Linked DNA regions of Homo sapiens: region 1 is linked to region 2. Evidence: chromatin loops called from intact Hi-C (ENCODE). Cell type or tissue: IMR-90. All regions are shown on one strand.

The links. Hi-C counts contacts between places; a loop is a spot of excess contacts. Peaks named below come from ENCODE experiments on the same cell type or tissue, not always from the same donor. Only the 100,000 strongest peaks of a DNase experiment are listed, where the experiment ranks them.
Region 1: a loop joins it to region 2, with 2.5 times the contacts of the local background. A loop is called at or near these places in 2 of 110 quality-filtered maps.

The regions. Positions count from the first base shown.
Region 1 is chr15:87,591,165-87,599,164 of GRCh38, reverse strand. All of the region lies in intron 1 of LOC102724465 (a long non-coding RNA gene), which reads left to right. It overlaps LOC124903579 (a long non-coding RNA gene), which reads right to left. Exons shown (of 2, transcript XR_007064794.1): 2 at 4,994-7,695. Among named protein-coding and RNA genes, the nearest start is that of LINC00052, 18 kb to the right of the region's middle. In IMR-90, no CTCF peak of the experiment used is centred here; no DNase peak of the experiment used is centred here.
Region 2 is chr15:87,345,548-87,353,547 of GRCh38, reverse strand. All of the region lies in intron 12 of LOC102724465 (a long non-coding RNA gene), which reads left to right. Among named protein-coding and RNA genes, the nearest start is that of LINC00052, 230 kb to the left of the region's middle. In IMR-90, no CTCF peak of the experiment used is centred here; a DNase peak (open chromatin) is centred at 4,597.

The DNA of each region.
Region 1 (8,000 bases), 250 kb before region 2:
ACATCAAATATTTAAAATCCATAAGTTCTTAATGATACAGAAACAAAAATCACATTGGCCTCCTTTGGAGGATGCTAGAAAAACATGATTCTGAAAGCTGGTGAAAATAAGGCATATAAGCATCTGTCTACTTTTTCTGTTTAAGTTTTACCTCAAAGTAATCAAGTGCTTGATAAGGAACATTTTCTCTTTTAGAATTTAATAACAAATAGGCAAAAAAGAAATAACACTGTTACAATATTACTAGTTTGTAACCCTGAATAAATAAAGGATGAATGCAGTGCTTCTTGATGTCTTTTAAGAGCATCAAGTGAAAAGTGAGGAAGAAATTCGTGATAGACCAGTGTGACAATATCTGTATCCACTGTTCAACCTTAACATAAAGGAGAATAAATCAGACATTAAGCACCTTCCCATGAAAGTATATAAACCATCTATGAAGTATTCTCCCAAAAAAAAAGAATCTTATCAAGGATCTAAATCTAATTGCCAGTTTATGAGACATGTAGAAGTCAAAGAAATACATTAAACAACAGGACATATTCAGCAAAATCTAGAATGTGGGAAAATCTACAATAATAATAACCTGGTTTCTTCAAAAATAAATTTAAAGAAAGTTCAAAAAGCAAAAGAGAAATCTCTAGGTGATCAAATCTTAGGAGACATCAAAGAAACCCAATGCATGGAGCTTGTGTGAATACTAATTTCAAAAAGAATTGTAAAAACAAATTATGAGACAATAAAGGAAATCTCAGTGCTGATTAGATATTTGTTGCTGTTAAGGAATTATTGTTAAGTTTTTCAGATGTGAAAATGGCAATATGCTTATGTTTTTAACATAATGTGTCTCTAAAAGTTTTGAACAATATGTGTGGATTAGTATTTGCCTCTCACTAATTCAATAGTAGGAAAAAATGAGTATAGAAAAAGCAAGAAGCAAGATATGCCATGAGCTGAAGTTTTTTGACAGACAGTCACTCTACTTTTCTATTGTTGCCATTTTTGTATATGTTAAATGTGTGTCCAGAAGGCTTTACTTCCTCTACTGCTAACCTTCTGGTACAGTCTACCTTCATTTCTAACTGGAAGCATTGTAGCATAATCCTAACTGGTCTATCTCCTGGCTTCGACCTTTACCCTTCTTCCATCTCCTTGCATCTGTCTGCAACACAGGAGTCATGACAATCGCTTTAATACCCAAGTCAGATCCTGTTGTTTGTTTCTCTGCTCAAGACAGTGCTTTATATCACTAGGAGTAAAAGTGAAAGTCCTTACACCAGCCTATAGGGACTCTGCTCTGCACCATTGGCCTCTGGTAACCCTCTGATTGGCTCACTGCCTTTTCATCTCCTTCCTTATCTGATGCCACAGTCCTTCATTTGCAACATTTGTTTTGGCCTTTCCTGTTTGCAGATCACTCTCTCAGACTGGAGAAAGGGTAAGAAGAGGTGTATACAGATTTCTGCCAGGGTCCTCTTATAGGTTAATAATATACCATCTCCATCCAAGTAGATGCTTGTAACTCCCTGGTTCAATTGCCTTCACCAAATGAAGCTTCAAAGTTTCTGTTGTCTGGTTGTGGCATTTTTGACAGTATCAGTTTGCTGTGGTTTGGCCCCAACACCACATCCTCATGGGGTTGTTGTACTCCTGTTTTATGTGTCTCTTAGCTCATACATCCTTTTGCCCATGTTTTTATCTTTGGCCTTTTGCAATCTGAGCTTGTCAGAGAGCCTCTGTGAAATGACACTTGTTACTTTAACAGCATTTTTTTATCTCATTAGAATTGTTCATAATTGTCTCATCACAATTTCTCTTCTTGGAAATCCCTATTTAATGCCATCCATGTGCTCCCATGGATTCTCTGACCGTGGGAGATTTGCTACCATTTGTTCGAACTCTGAAGTTTCAAACCCAAGACAAAGAATTAAATATTGTTTTGAGTACGTGCTGTGTGCCAGGCACTGTGCTGGATTTGTCACATGCACCATTTCATTTAGTTCTAAGGATAGTTATAGTAACAAACAGAATCATTTGTATTTCCTTTAAAATCAACAACAAAAGGAAATTTGGAGTCTGCCAGTAAATGACTGAAGCTGATGTATAAACCAAGCAGTAGAATCAGAATTCGGATTCAAATCTGGGCTCCAAGATGCAGATCATTAAGTGGTACACTTGAAGAATGTATTTCCTCTCTGTTTCAAAAAGAAGTTAAAACTTACTTTTCCCCCGATCTTGTCTCTTCTACTTCACCAGGTATGTCTTCCCATCAGTCAGCCCAGAATCGTAATTCCTCTATTTTTCTCATCCCCACTATTTCATTGATTCTTCTGATAAAATAAGTGAATTATCAATGATGTAGCACAAGGACTTACAAGATACCCCCCCACCCCACCTTTTTTTTTTTTTTGCAGAAATGGTCTTCTAGCCACTCATGGACAGTGAAAATACCTTCTTACTCCTTTATGTCTATTTGATAATGTATATTAAGAAGGAATAAGCTATATCTTTAGACTATGTGGGAGCATAGAATACTTGCATGGTATTGTATTTGTTCTCCCTTGTTTAAAAATAGAATCTAAGGCCAGGCGTGGTGGCTCACGCCTGTAATCCTAGCACTTTGGGAGGCAGAGGTGGATGGATCACCTGAGGTCAGGAGTTCGAGACCAGCCGGGCCAACATGGCTAAACCCCAACTCTGCTAAAAGTACAAAAATTAGCTGGGCGTGATGGCGGTCACCTGTAATCCCAGCTGCCTGGGGGGCTGAGGCTGGAGAATCCCTTGAACCCAAGAGGTGGAGGTTGCAGTGACCCAAGATTGTTTTATTGCACCCCAGCCTGGGTGACAAGAGCAAACTCCATCTCAAAAAAAAAAAAAAAAAAAAAAAAAAGAATATAAGCCCTCTCCCTCTCCACTGGGCTCTGTTTTTTCACCATGGATCTCTACTCTGTGGCATACTCTTTAGCTGCATACTCTTACTACCTCTTAAATGAGAATAGACATATCACAATTTTCAGTTAGTTTTTATTCTAAAACAGATTCTGAAGCTGCTGTCTTTAGAGTTATGTAGTGGAAAGAGTGCTGAACTCAGACAATCTGAATGCAGTGATAGTAGCTAATATTTATTGAGCACACACTATATGCCACACACAGCTCTAAGTGCTTTTCATCGATTATCTTATTTGAACCCCACAACAACCTATGAAGTAAGAAACTATTTTGTAGGTGAAGAACTGGATGGGTAGAGGGGCCAGGTAATGTTCCCAGTGTTGCATAGTAAGGAGTAGTAAAGCTAAGATCAGTGCTCTGTGGTCCAAAGCCAAAAGCTGAGCTCTTATCCACCTCTCTATTCTGTACTTCCTAGCTCAGTTATCACTAGTCTGATCCCTGGGGCAAATCACTTAACTTCTTTGATACTCTGTAAATGTCGACAATAACAATTTTCTCATCAATGAATATAAAAACTTTCAGTACACTGAAAGTCCTTTATAATCATAATGGATTACCATCACATGAAATTGACAATACCAATAATAACAATTGCAACACTTATTCGAGATATATTATGTCTCACCATTATCTATAGTATTTCAGAGCTCATTTAATTATCACATGGACTGTTTGGAGAAGATAGTGTTAGTCTTACAATTTTAAAGACAAGAAAAATAGATAAGAATGTGTAACATAATTTATAAAATTACATGCAGAAATACACATGCTTTGTGGATGTCCTATTTCTGACCATAAACCTTTAGAAAACCCCCAGTGGAGGCAAATAGTGTTGGCTCTTTCTTGGTGTTTGGATGATGCCATACACCCATGATTTCATTTTTTTCCATATGGGTCATGTCAGCAGGTGAGAGAGTCAGTGACAGGTGCCTCTTTCCCTACCCACCCGCCAATCCACAAAGCAATATGTGACTACACACAATTGTCTCTTAAAGAGTCAGGCACATGCACTGTCATCTCTCCAGGAAGTTTTTCAGCCTTGTCAGAGCACACTTTCAGTGACAAGACATAATGGACTTGGGGTTTCATTAAGTGCCAGAGAGCTCTGTGAAAAATGTGTAGACTTTTGTCTGAGCAAGAGCGATTTCAGACAGGAGGTAAGATTTACTTGACCAATAGAATGGATTAGAATACTTTTAGAATGAGGCCTTGTCCCTAGCCTTTTTTTGTTTCTTCTGTGCCATGAGGAAATACCCCTAAGGCCCCAGAATTAAAGAGGCAGGGAGGATGAGCAGGAAGGTATGGTCAGGGGACACAGCTCATGCAAGGAGGGTTCCAGCCCTCAATGGAAGGCTTTTTGGTCTCCCAGAGAAAGGGGATAACTTAAGATAAGCAGCTCAGTATGGTTAAGCATAAGGCACATGCTTTCCCACCTCTCAAAGTACAGATGGCCAAGAGGGATTTCCAGTTTTCTGGCAAGACCTGGTAACACCTTATCCGATCCTCCTGGAGGCAGGGAAGTAAAAGGTAGGGAAAACTTTGGCATATGTCCAGTGGAAGTCATGTACAGGGGAAAGCACAGTTAGAAGAGTCCATGCATGTGTGTTTACAGGAAATGATCATTTTCTCACTGTGAAGGAAACATACAAATAGTACCTCCTACCTAGGGTCTGTCTGTAAACTTTCTTCACCTTTATCTACTACTCATTCATTCAAGTCATTCGATCATTTGACAAACTATTTTCATCTCAGGTCTTCTGTATGAGCCCTGCTCTAAGTCCCTCCACATTATTGGCTTCTTTTACATGCCTGCTGTTCCTTATATAAGTCCTGATTATAGTACTCATGACCTGGTACTCTATTGATTGATAATTTACATGCCTGCCTGATTCTTTGGGCTGTGAAACCCTGAATACTACAGAAGTCATCTTTTATTCTGTATTTCAAGCACCTGGCCATGCCTGGCATCTAATAGGTTTGTCACTCAGTTGAGTTGAATAAATATTCATTTTGAAAGTCCCTTAGATACCACAGCTTGTGAGTGTTAGGGTAAAATTGCTTTCACAGTTTATTCCTAAATTCATTGGTTAGATCAGCACACACCTTTAAGGGGCAGGTCCCAGGATTCATCTCTTTCTTTTTTTTATTTACTTTTAATTTTTTTAAATATATATATTTGTTACTATACTTTAAGTTCTAGGGTACATGTGCACAACGTGCAGGTTTGTTACATATGTATACATGTGCCATGTTGGTGTGCTGCACCCATTAACTCGTCATTTACATTAGGTATATCTCCTAATGCTATCCCTCCCCCCTCCCCCCACCCCACAACAGGCCCTGGTGTGTGATGTTCCCCTTCCTGTGTCCAAGTGTTCTCATTGTTCAATTCCCACCTGTGAGTGAGAACATGTGGTGTTTGTTTTTTTGTCCTTGTGATAGTTTGCTGAGAATGATGGTTTCCAGCTTCATCCATGTCCCTACAAAGGACATGCACTCATCATTTTTTATGGCTGCATAGTATTCCATGGTGTATATGTGCCACATTTTCTTAATCCAGTCTATCATTGTTGGACATTTAGGTTGGTTCCAAGTTTTTGCTATTGTGAGTAGTGCTGCAATAAACATACATGTGCATGTGTCTTCATAGCAGCATGTTTTATAATCCTCTGGGTATATACCCAGTAATGGGATGGCTGGGTCCAATGGTATTTCTAGTTCTAGATCCCTGAGGAATCGCCACACTGTCTTCCACAATGGTTGAACTAGTTTACACTCCCACCAACAGTGTAAAAGTGTTCCTATTTCTCCACAACCTCTCCAGCACCTGTTGTTTCTTGACTTTCTAATGATCGCCATTCTATCTGGTGTGAGATGATATCTCAAAAGAAGACATTTGTGCAGCCAACAGATGCATGAAAAAAATGCTCATCATCACTGGCCATCAGAGAAATGCAAATCACCTCTTTCTTGATAGTCTCTGGAAGGGTCTCAAGTTGTCACTCTTGCGCCTGCCCGCGTGGCTTCCTCCTTGTCCACTGCCTCTGCTTTGTTGCTGCAGGCTAGCAGTGAAAGCCCAAGTTTCAGGTAGATGCAGATGACAGCAGGAGAGGGGAGGAAGAAGCAGAGTGCTAACTATCCCTGCTTGTTCTCTTTCACTCTTCCCACCATCTTCTTCCCTTTCACTGTTGCCAGTGGGGTGGAGGCTCGGGTCTTCAGTGGGCCCTGTCAGTACCAGGAAGCCAGGAGGAAGTAAAGTGAGACTAGCCCTGCCTTGCACCACCTTGGCCTGTTCTGTTGGTGCTAGATGAGGGTGAAGGCACAGCTCAACTCACTAATGCCCAGGGTAAAGAGGGCATGGAGCCCTGACTTGAATTGTCATGTTCAGTCTTATAGGTAGGTGGATCCCATTGATTCTACACTGGTGTGGGAATTAGTGTGCCTTTGTCTGTTTATATGGGGTCAGGGATGGGAGTGGAATAGAAGCTCAGCTCCTCTTGGTCCTGTCGACGGACTGTAGTTTTTTTATTGGAGTGTGGCTTGAGCAGGGCAGGTACTGCCATAATGGTTTTCTGTGATTAGATGACCCTTTTTCTGATCCTTTGGCTGAGGGAAACAGGATTTTCTTGAAGCTTTTTTGTCTGTGTCTGTGAATGGCTCTGACTTGGAGGGTTCTGCAGTGCCCTGTACAGGGTATAGGAGAGGCAAAGAAGACACCCAGGGAACTCACCACCTTGTTGCTCCTCAGGTCGAGAGCATTAGGCAGTCTGCCTTATTCTGTGCCCCTTAATGGTTTTCTGGTTGTAAGAGAGAGGCAATGGGGAAATGGAAATACTTCTTGGCCAGAACTAGTACTCATCCTAATGTCTAACAAATAAATGTAACAACTTGAAATTATGGCTCAACCTTGCAAACTACTATAAGCAATGTGAGCAAAGACTATCAGTCCAATTTCCTTGCAGTTCTAATTGTCGTGGGTCCACTGTCCTAGCATCCTACAAGATCTGGCCTCCTTGAGGGCAGATTCTGTGTTTTACTTATCTCTGGATTCTCCTGTCTAGCACTGTGCTGGGGAGGCCCAAGCCATTGGTTTTGAATGAATAAAAACAAAGCCTCCTTTAGCCACACTAGAAAAGGCTGCGTGTTAGCTACATTTCCTGATGTGCTTTTCCAGTCGAGAATCTAGATCGATTCTAACCTTCTTTGGTCCCCAGTGGATGTGCTACCTGGAGGCAAACAGGATATGCAGCTTCCTGCAGGTGACTGGGGACCCTGAAGCTGGCACACTCCGTAGGTGGCTCCAGGCTGCTGCATAGCATTGCATCCTGCCACACAGTCCTCCAAGTCCTTCAGGGGTGTGGTGTGGTTAACTCAGCAGGCAGAACAGCCTGACCCAACCCATCTGGTTATTATCCATATGAGGACAATTGGAGCCTCTTCTAATATCAGTGGCCATAGGGGGCCTGGAAGGCAATTTGCAGGTGGTGGGCCCCTGGCTGTAGTGTCACAGTTGTTGACAATAGACGCCACCAGGGGGTTGCCTTTCTAGGAGAGAGGAGGCAGAGAAGGAGAGAACCCAAGACAGTGATGGAGAGACAGGAAGGCAGAGAATGATAGGCCATGACAGAAAGACAGAGCAAGGAGGAAAGAGACAGAAGATGTTTTTCTTTCATCTTACCTTTTCTCCAGTGGGCTCTCTAGACCGCTCTGGGTGCTTTTGTCCTTCTCAGCATGAAATATATTTGGCTGCCCAGGAATAAAACATCAAAACCTACCATATAATTAGTTGTAGGAAATATTGATGGAACACCAGGAGCATTCTAGATGCTGTTGTGAGCCAAGGGAGGAGCCACTCTCCTATCCAGAGGGGCTGCTGCTATACTGGGCAGGGACGGGCTGTAGGGAGCAAGGGCCAGTTACATGCAGGCTAATACTTCTGAGACCTGAGTGACAGTATTTACTCCACTACTACTTGAGTCAGTGAGGCTATTATTAGCATTAAATAGGCAACATTAGAGGGGAAGAATGGAAACCACAGAAGGCCTGGTTTC
Region 2 (8,000 bases):
TTAATCCCAGCTACTCGGGAGGCTGAGGCAGGAGAATCACTTGAGCCTGGGAGGTGGAGGTTGAGGTGAGCTGAGATCGCACCACCGCACTCCAGTCTGGGTGACCAAGTGAGACTCTGTCTCAAAACAAAACAAAAACAAACAAAAAACAGAAAAGAGGACATTGGGCCTAGAGGGCTCCAATGCCTTGGGTAGGCAAACAAGCCTATTGTAAACAGTTAAATGAAACTTACGCAGAGCCAATCAGAAACCACTAACTTACTTCTAAGTAAGGGACTTTCCACTCTAACCAATCAAAGCCTAGCCTTGCCCTTGCTTCTGTAAATATCTTATAAATGGTTTCTTCTCTACCTCTGCACACCATATCCCCCCATGGAGTGCTGAACTGCCTACAATGGAGTCCTGCCTGATTGGTGAATTTACGAATGCTCAAAAAACTCATTAAAATTTTAATGTGCCTAAGTTTATCTTGGAACAGTTCTAGAGAGTCATCTATTTCAATTGATACTTTCTTCAGAATCTGTTTTGTCCTTGGCCTGCCCTGAGATCCATTCCTACGTTTTTCCTGACCTTCCTTCTACACGCTTGCATTATTTTGGCCTTTCAGGCTGAGATAGCCATGGGGAGGGACTTCTGGGAGCCTGGAGTAGGGAAGAAGGAAGCCAGGGGATTGTGGCCCCTGCTCTCTGGGGAAAGCAACTCAGCAGTGACCACCTCTTCTTGAACTCCTCAGGGGCTTCACTTTCCTCCTGACAAACCCTAGGCTCAGTGATCCCAGCTGCTGGACTCTGGAATACATCTTCTCCCTTTCCCTTCAGCCAGGGGTGGCACTTGCTACCTGCCTGTCACTAGATTTTAGATTGCTTCAAGTCCTATGTTAGCTTCAAAACATTTCCATCACCCATGTAACAAATTTCCTTCAACGTGGTTCCCTTAGATTTAAATTCAAATTTTTATTTTTATTTTGAGGTTAGAGTCTGTCCTACCATGTTGTCATCAAGTCCCGTTCATTTTGACTGATTTACTCTCACATCCTTATTGCCAGTCCCATAGCATGAGTGCCTTCCGAAGCAGGTAACCTTCCCAGCAACAACAGGGCCAGTGCCTGCCCCACTGGCCCTGCAGAGGCCCTTGATATAGCATTTTCCCAAGCCCTGCATTCATCATCTGTTCCAGAGCCTAACGTAATCAACACATAGCTGGCATTCATTGAACACTTTCTTTAAAGTGCCATTCACTCTGTTCGCACACTAAGGGCATTACAGACGTGATCTCATCTAATCCTTACAGCAACCCAACCAGCAAGTTGCTTTTGCTGTTGTCTTTTCCAGATGCGCAGAGGTTGTAGTTCTGCTCCCCTCCCCGTCAGGTTTGTGCTTTTTGCTATTCTCTACCAAGTCATGCATGTGTTCACCTCTGCTCCTTTGCATAGCATTCTCCATTTCTAAAGCTCGCTCCTTGGCACTAACCTCATTTAAATCAAACACATTTCTCTCTAAGTCCCTTTCTCTATGAAGCTTTCTACCTCGGAGAACCTTAACTCTGAACTTTAAGAGCAATGGTTCATACATTTGTTTTGCCAGAAAATATTAGATTCAACTGAAAACTTCCCTGGAAGTGACAAGTGGATAAAAAGCACTCCTCTGCTTTAAAAAGTCTCTCTCTCCAGTGAGGGACTGCATAGAATGGATTTTGAAAATAACTTTTAGGACCACAGATTCTCTAGGTCAAAGCTCTATAGCTGTGGACTTATGAGATATGTTACAAGTAATTTACTACTAATTAAACTTTCCATATCAAAGTTTGAAAATGATTTACTCCGCCATGCTTTTTAAAAACCTTCTTACAAATTGGGATAGATGTGGAGGTATATATCTTGCACGTGTTTTTCCTTTATTTAGCAAATTTAGAGACAGTGTTCTGAACTTGTCTCCTCATTGCTCCTTAAACAGAGCTCTGTGTAACAGATGCTGAGTACTAAATGCTTTTTTTGGAAAAGAACAGTCTGGGGGTCATTGTGGACACTTGCTGCTTTTGGCTGTCTAGCCTTCACTCCTTTTGCTTGGTGTCAGCCCACTCTCATCTCTTTGGGGGAACTTGCTTTCCCTCTTGTGTGTAGTGTTGGTGGGACATCAAATCAGGGTTCTCTGCCCAACACCAGTCAAGGAAGACTCATGTGATCTAAGCCAGGCTAACTGGGTGCTCTCACTGAGGAGAGTAACCACTGGTTAGAAAGAATGGAGTTCTTTTAATACTTATCAAATAGCTCCTTCTATCTCGACCCTGGGCCCGCCTTGATTCCTGTCCCCTTTTATTTTCTGGTTAAGTAGGCTTTCAGTTCTGAGAATTACCTGTTCCCATTCCAGTAAGTTTCTTTTGTCATAAGTTATAACCAGAGACTTTCCCTGTTGCTTACAACCAAATAACCTTAACAAGTAACGTAACTATCTTATAGATTCCAGCTTTAAGTGCCCCAGCAAAGACAAATCTGCTCACAACATGAGAAGGGCAGTGAAATCCTAGAATCCAGCTTGTTTTAATCCAGATGACTTGATATTTTAATCCAAAGATATTTGCTGGGGAACTGAAGCAGTGCACAACCATTTTTTTGCCATGTAAATCTGCACAACCATATGTAGCAGCATGGAAAGTCCCCTCCATTATTGAAGGCAGCTTGGATTTAATCCAATTCAATGATGTAGATACTGGAGTACGCATCCCCAGAAAAGGTGTGAAAGAGAGTAGGTCCAAAATATATGTCCCAGTTGGAAGTGGAAAACTTGGCTGAGTTTTGGAGCATACTCCTCTGAGTAGGAAACTTCCAAAGTTAGATTATGATGGTCCTGTTGTAACAGCACAAGAGAGGGAAATTGAGCCTTGGGAACCTGTATCAGCAATGTGGCATTTTTGGTGGATTTCCCTTCTGAACCTCTATTCCCTTCTCCACCTACAAGATTACCATATACAGATGGTCTTGATTACTTGCCACACTGGGGAATGCATTGGGAGAGTAAATTGATGGAAAAGCAAGTTCCTCCAAAAGATTATTGTGTTGGCCTGCATGGCACACACTCAATGATGGTTATTAGTTAACCCTGAGCACCAGCAATCTGTTCTGCTTAACTCCACCAATGGGGGCAGATGGGGCAGATGAGCCCATCCTGAAGGAAGACTTGTCCCAGAATTGATATTTCCCATTAAGGAAGGAGAGGGAATGGGTTTTCTGTGTGACTGAGGGAAGCTTCTGGCTTGTGGACCTTTTACCAGAATGATGTGCAACTAGAAACCACAAGGTTTAGCTCACAGCCTCAGACCAGGTCATCTAGAAGATTTTACTGAACTTTCTGAGATTACCAAGGACACTTGTCTGTGTGTGGCATCTAGGGGAGTCATGAACTTGCCTGTTCTCTCCAATGTTGGCTTTTTTTTTTTTTTTAATGTCATTAAGTCTCCAAATGATGTCTCTGAGTCCATTTCCACTTAGATAGGATTATCCATTCATATGGTCAATGTGTCTTGTTTTAGGCTGAGCTTCTCATGCGTGAAATTTGTTGTCTTCCTTTTAAGGTGTTTACTGCCTCAGTGACCTTTACATTTGACAAAAAGGTTTTTTAATCCACCAGACTGTTGCTTTTCTAAGTGGTTTCTCCTCTGACTGGCATCACTGAGTGGACTTTCCCTGTTTACAGGAACTATTAAGACATTTTGTCTTTTGTGTCAAATCAAAACTGTGCTTTTATTCACCTTTACTTTTTTAAGTTTGCTTTAAGTGACAATGCATGCACTTACCTAAGATAATCAATCACATCAGTATATGTGAAGCATGACCACAATACGTTAACAGTAGATGCAGAATTCCATTCATTTCTCCTGTTCTCTCAGAGCGTGGATGAGAACAGTTCAGAGTTAAAAGGTAATAATAGATTAAAATTCCTCCTAAGGCTGTGAAGACCAGGACTGGATGATATATAAACTGACTTATAGATTATTCCAGTTTTAGTGGGTGGGTATTGGCATTGAGGCCTTTGCTCCAAACCCTCATCGGACATAAAGAGGTTTGGTTTCAGATCTCCCAACAGAACAGAGAAAACACCAGTGACTACTAAAGTGGATTGTGCTTTTTGCCTATGGCCCGTTACCATGGGCAACCAACACTCTGTGGAGGACTTGTGTATTGCAGAGAGTGCTAACATCTCTTTAAAAAACAGTTTAGTGCAAACATTTAGGATGTGTGGCCTGGCTTTACCATTCACTCCTTGTGTAATTTTGAACAAGTCACTTCATTTCATTTCTCCAGGATGACATGTATCATCAACTACCAGGAGGTTTGAGCAATGTAATATATAAAAGAATTCTCTACATTTTAAAGCTCTAAGTATAGGCTATTTTTGATACTATCATTTAGATCGTACCTAAGTTAAGAAAAAATAAATTCATTATCTCACAAATGAGCTTCTCTTCACTAACATCTGTTGACAGCCTCCTGAAGGCCAGGCACTCTGCTAGGCATTTGACACTTGTTTATTTTTACCGACAACACATGAGATAGTGTTATCTCCATGTTTACATTGGGGGAATCTTATGATCTGAGAGGAAACGTGAGTCACCCACGGTTACACAGTGATGGAGCTTAGATTGAACACAGGTTTCTCTGACCCTATAGCCTAAGCGTTGTTTGTTGGTTTGCTTGCTTTTAACATGAAAAGCATGTAATCCAGACATGGAAACAGTTGTCTCCTCCATTCTATCGCAAGCATCTTGTGATCTTTCTGGATTTGATCAGCAGCACTTGAGAAAGCATCAGCTTGTTATTTCATTAGCTCAGATGAGTAAAAAACACCACCCTGTGACAGTATTAAGGATAACGCTGCCATGATAATGCAGCCAAACACGATCAAAAACAACTACATTATCAAAAAAATCACTTTTAACTACAAATTGTGACTAATTAGACTTTGAATATAAAATCAAACGAAAATGCATGAAGGCTCAATTTTCCAGACAGCTGACAGTCTGACCCTTTTAGGAGTGTGAATGAAAATTATTTTTTAATTCACATGCCTAATCATTTTCCATCATTTTGAGGTAATTGGCTTTGTCTATGAGGGGGTGTTGTGGGGTGCTACTCTGCTCCATGGCTAGTTACAGCTGGCACGTTTAACCACAGGGAGCTTTGGAGGCATGCTCTATGCTAGCTTGGGGATTCCCCCATCTCAGAATCATCAGAGGGAGAAGTTCACAGTCCCATTTGTTTGTGTATGTTTATTTCTTTTTCTGATAAACAGAACTGTTTGGTTTCATTAGTGAGTCTTTTGAGAGTTGCTCCTCTCACCATGCAACTTTGTCCCCCCATGTATAGGAAAGACAGAAAGCAGGATCTGTTCCTTCTCTTGTCTCCACTAGGGACAACACTCTTTTCCTGGCTGTGTGTGAGGACGGTCTATCTCTTGTTTAGTCTGTTCCTCAGTTCTTCAGGAACCAAGAAGGGGCCAGGACATAGGTTACCCTTGCTCATAATGCCAACGAGAATTGGAAGCATCATTCTATGCTCTATGCCCAAGAGTATAATTGCAAGGGACTGTGAAACTATGGTTTGTGGTTTCTCTTTAATCCAAACACTCTTTCTCAATACATCTTTTATAGGGACACCAAGCTGGAGCCATCTGTTTGGCCCCTTTTTCCTGGTCTCTCAGGTCCTGGGGTAATTCTGAAGAGTGATGTGACTGCAAAACATGTATGGTTGTTTTCTGCTGGTATCAATTGATTTTTCTAGAATAACTTTGATGTATTCTTTGAGGTCAAGATCACCTTGCCTCCACTGCCACCACTGCCACCAGGGCAATAGAAAGGAATGAAATGGATAAACAGTTCCAAAAGCACAATTCTGTCACAGCTGGGTTTCCAACCTGATATCAGGAACACCTTTGGCCTGGGGCAAGGTGTTGGGGACTGCTAGCTGTCCTCCTTGTCTTTTACCCTTGGTTCTCAGATGATTCATTGCAGTAACTGTTTTGGGCAGTGTGGTCATTATATGATATTGAGTCTTCTGTTGAAGAGCATGAGTTGTCTTTCCACTTGTGTCCTCTTCAATTTCTTTCATCAATGTTTTCTGGTTTTCCTTGCGAAGATCTTTCCCCTCCTCAGTGAAATTTATTCCTAGGTATTTTTGTAGCCACTAGAAATGGGAATAACTCCTTGATTTCTTTTTCAAGTGTTTTATTACTGATGTATAGAAATGCTACTGATTTCATGCATTGATTTTGTATCCTGCATCTTTACTGAATTTATCAGCTCGAAGAGTTTTTTGGTGGAGTCTTTTAATCTTTCTGAATATAAGAGCATGTCATCTGCAAAGAGGCACAATTTGACTTCCTCTTTTCTCATGTGGATGCCTTTTATTTCTTTATCTTGCCTGATTGCTCTGGCAAGGACTTCCAGTACTACAATTAATGAGAGAAAGGCACAGCGAGTTTTCATATGCCCCTGCCTTCCCACGTGCATGGCTTCCCCCATAATCAACATCCCTCCCCAGAATAATACATTATTACAATTAATTAATCTACACTGACACATCATTATCATCCAAAGTACATAGTTTACGTTAGGGTTCACTCTTGGTGTTTTACATTCTGCAGGATAGGACAAATACGTAATGATATGTGTCTAGCATTATAGTGTCATATAGAGCTTAATATTTTTTTGAATTTGATAATATATCTTTTTAACAATATATATTTCCCACACCAGTGCACATTAATCTAACTCAATTTTAAGCTATAGGAGTGTACTCAACTATAATTTGTATTTATTTCCTCTATTTGGACATTTTGATTGATTTTGAATTTTTTGTGATTACAGACAAGGCTGCGGTCAGCATCCTTGTATAAATATTGCGGTGTGTATGTGTACATCTTTGTGAACAAATACTTCTTGGACATATACCAAAGAGTGAAGTTGATAAATTAAGATTATTTAAATTTTAAAGGATATTGCCAAATTGCCCACCAAAACAGCTGTGTAAATTGATACTCCTATGAGCAGTGTACAAGATTATCCACATTCTCATACTCTTATCAAAACTTGATGTTATCAAACATCTATAATTTTTGACAACCTTGTGAGGAATAGTGTCTCACTAATGCTTTAGTTTTACTTTCCTGGTGATTAGTAATGTTGACTATATTTTTATAGCTTCTTGGCCATGGGATTTTTTTTTAATTTTCTTTGCTTATATCCTTTGTTTGTACTTCTATTCAGTCTTTCTGATTCTTGACACTTGCCTCAAGTGAACAATCATCTGATTGACCGTAATCTCTAATTAACAGCATGGCAAAGGATATGGGATTTGAAGTCAGCCATATCTAGTTTCAAATCTGAGTCATGCCCCTCCTGAGGTCTGTAACTGCAGCAAATTATACTTATGCCTGTCTGCTTTCCTGTTGATCACATGGGGAAAATAATGCCTACCTTATAAGGTGGGTGTGTGTGTGTGCACATATGTGTTAAGATGAATATATATGTGAAATGGGCAATTGGTCATTTTGACCTACCCAATAGAGTTATCGAGTCTGCCCAGTTTTATATCACAATCTTGCCAGATTCCCAACTTTGTCTCTTCAGCTCTTGATTTAGTGTTTACCCTATACCCACAGCAATGGGGGCAGCTGACTCACATTTGTTAAATAAGTTTCAGGGCTGAAGCTTGATACAGTTGAATCCTGTATAATTATTCTTTCTCTGCTTGGATTCTGAACCTCAGGTCTGGTTGGTCCTCTGAAGTCACCACATCTGCATGCCTCTTCCTTCTGTATGTACCCACCTCCATTGGGCTCTGCTGTGTGAATATAATGCTGTGCAATGGAGCTATCATCTTAGCCTGATGCCCCAGTCTCCCCCACTTCCATTGCTCTTTCTTGAGTCAAGACTCGACCTGGCATTTTTGGATTCACAAGCCCACGTTTTGAACTACTGCTAAGAGCTCTACAAATATCATTCCTAGG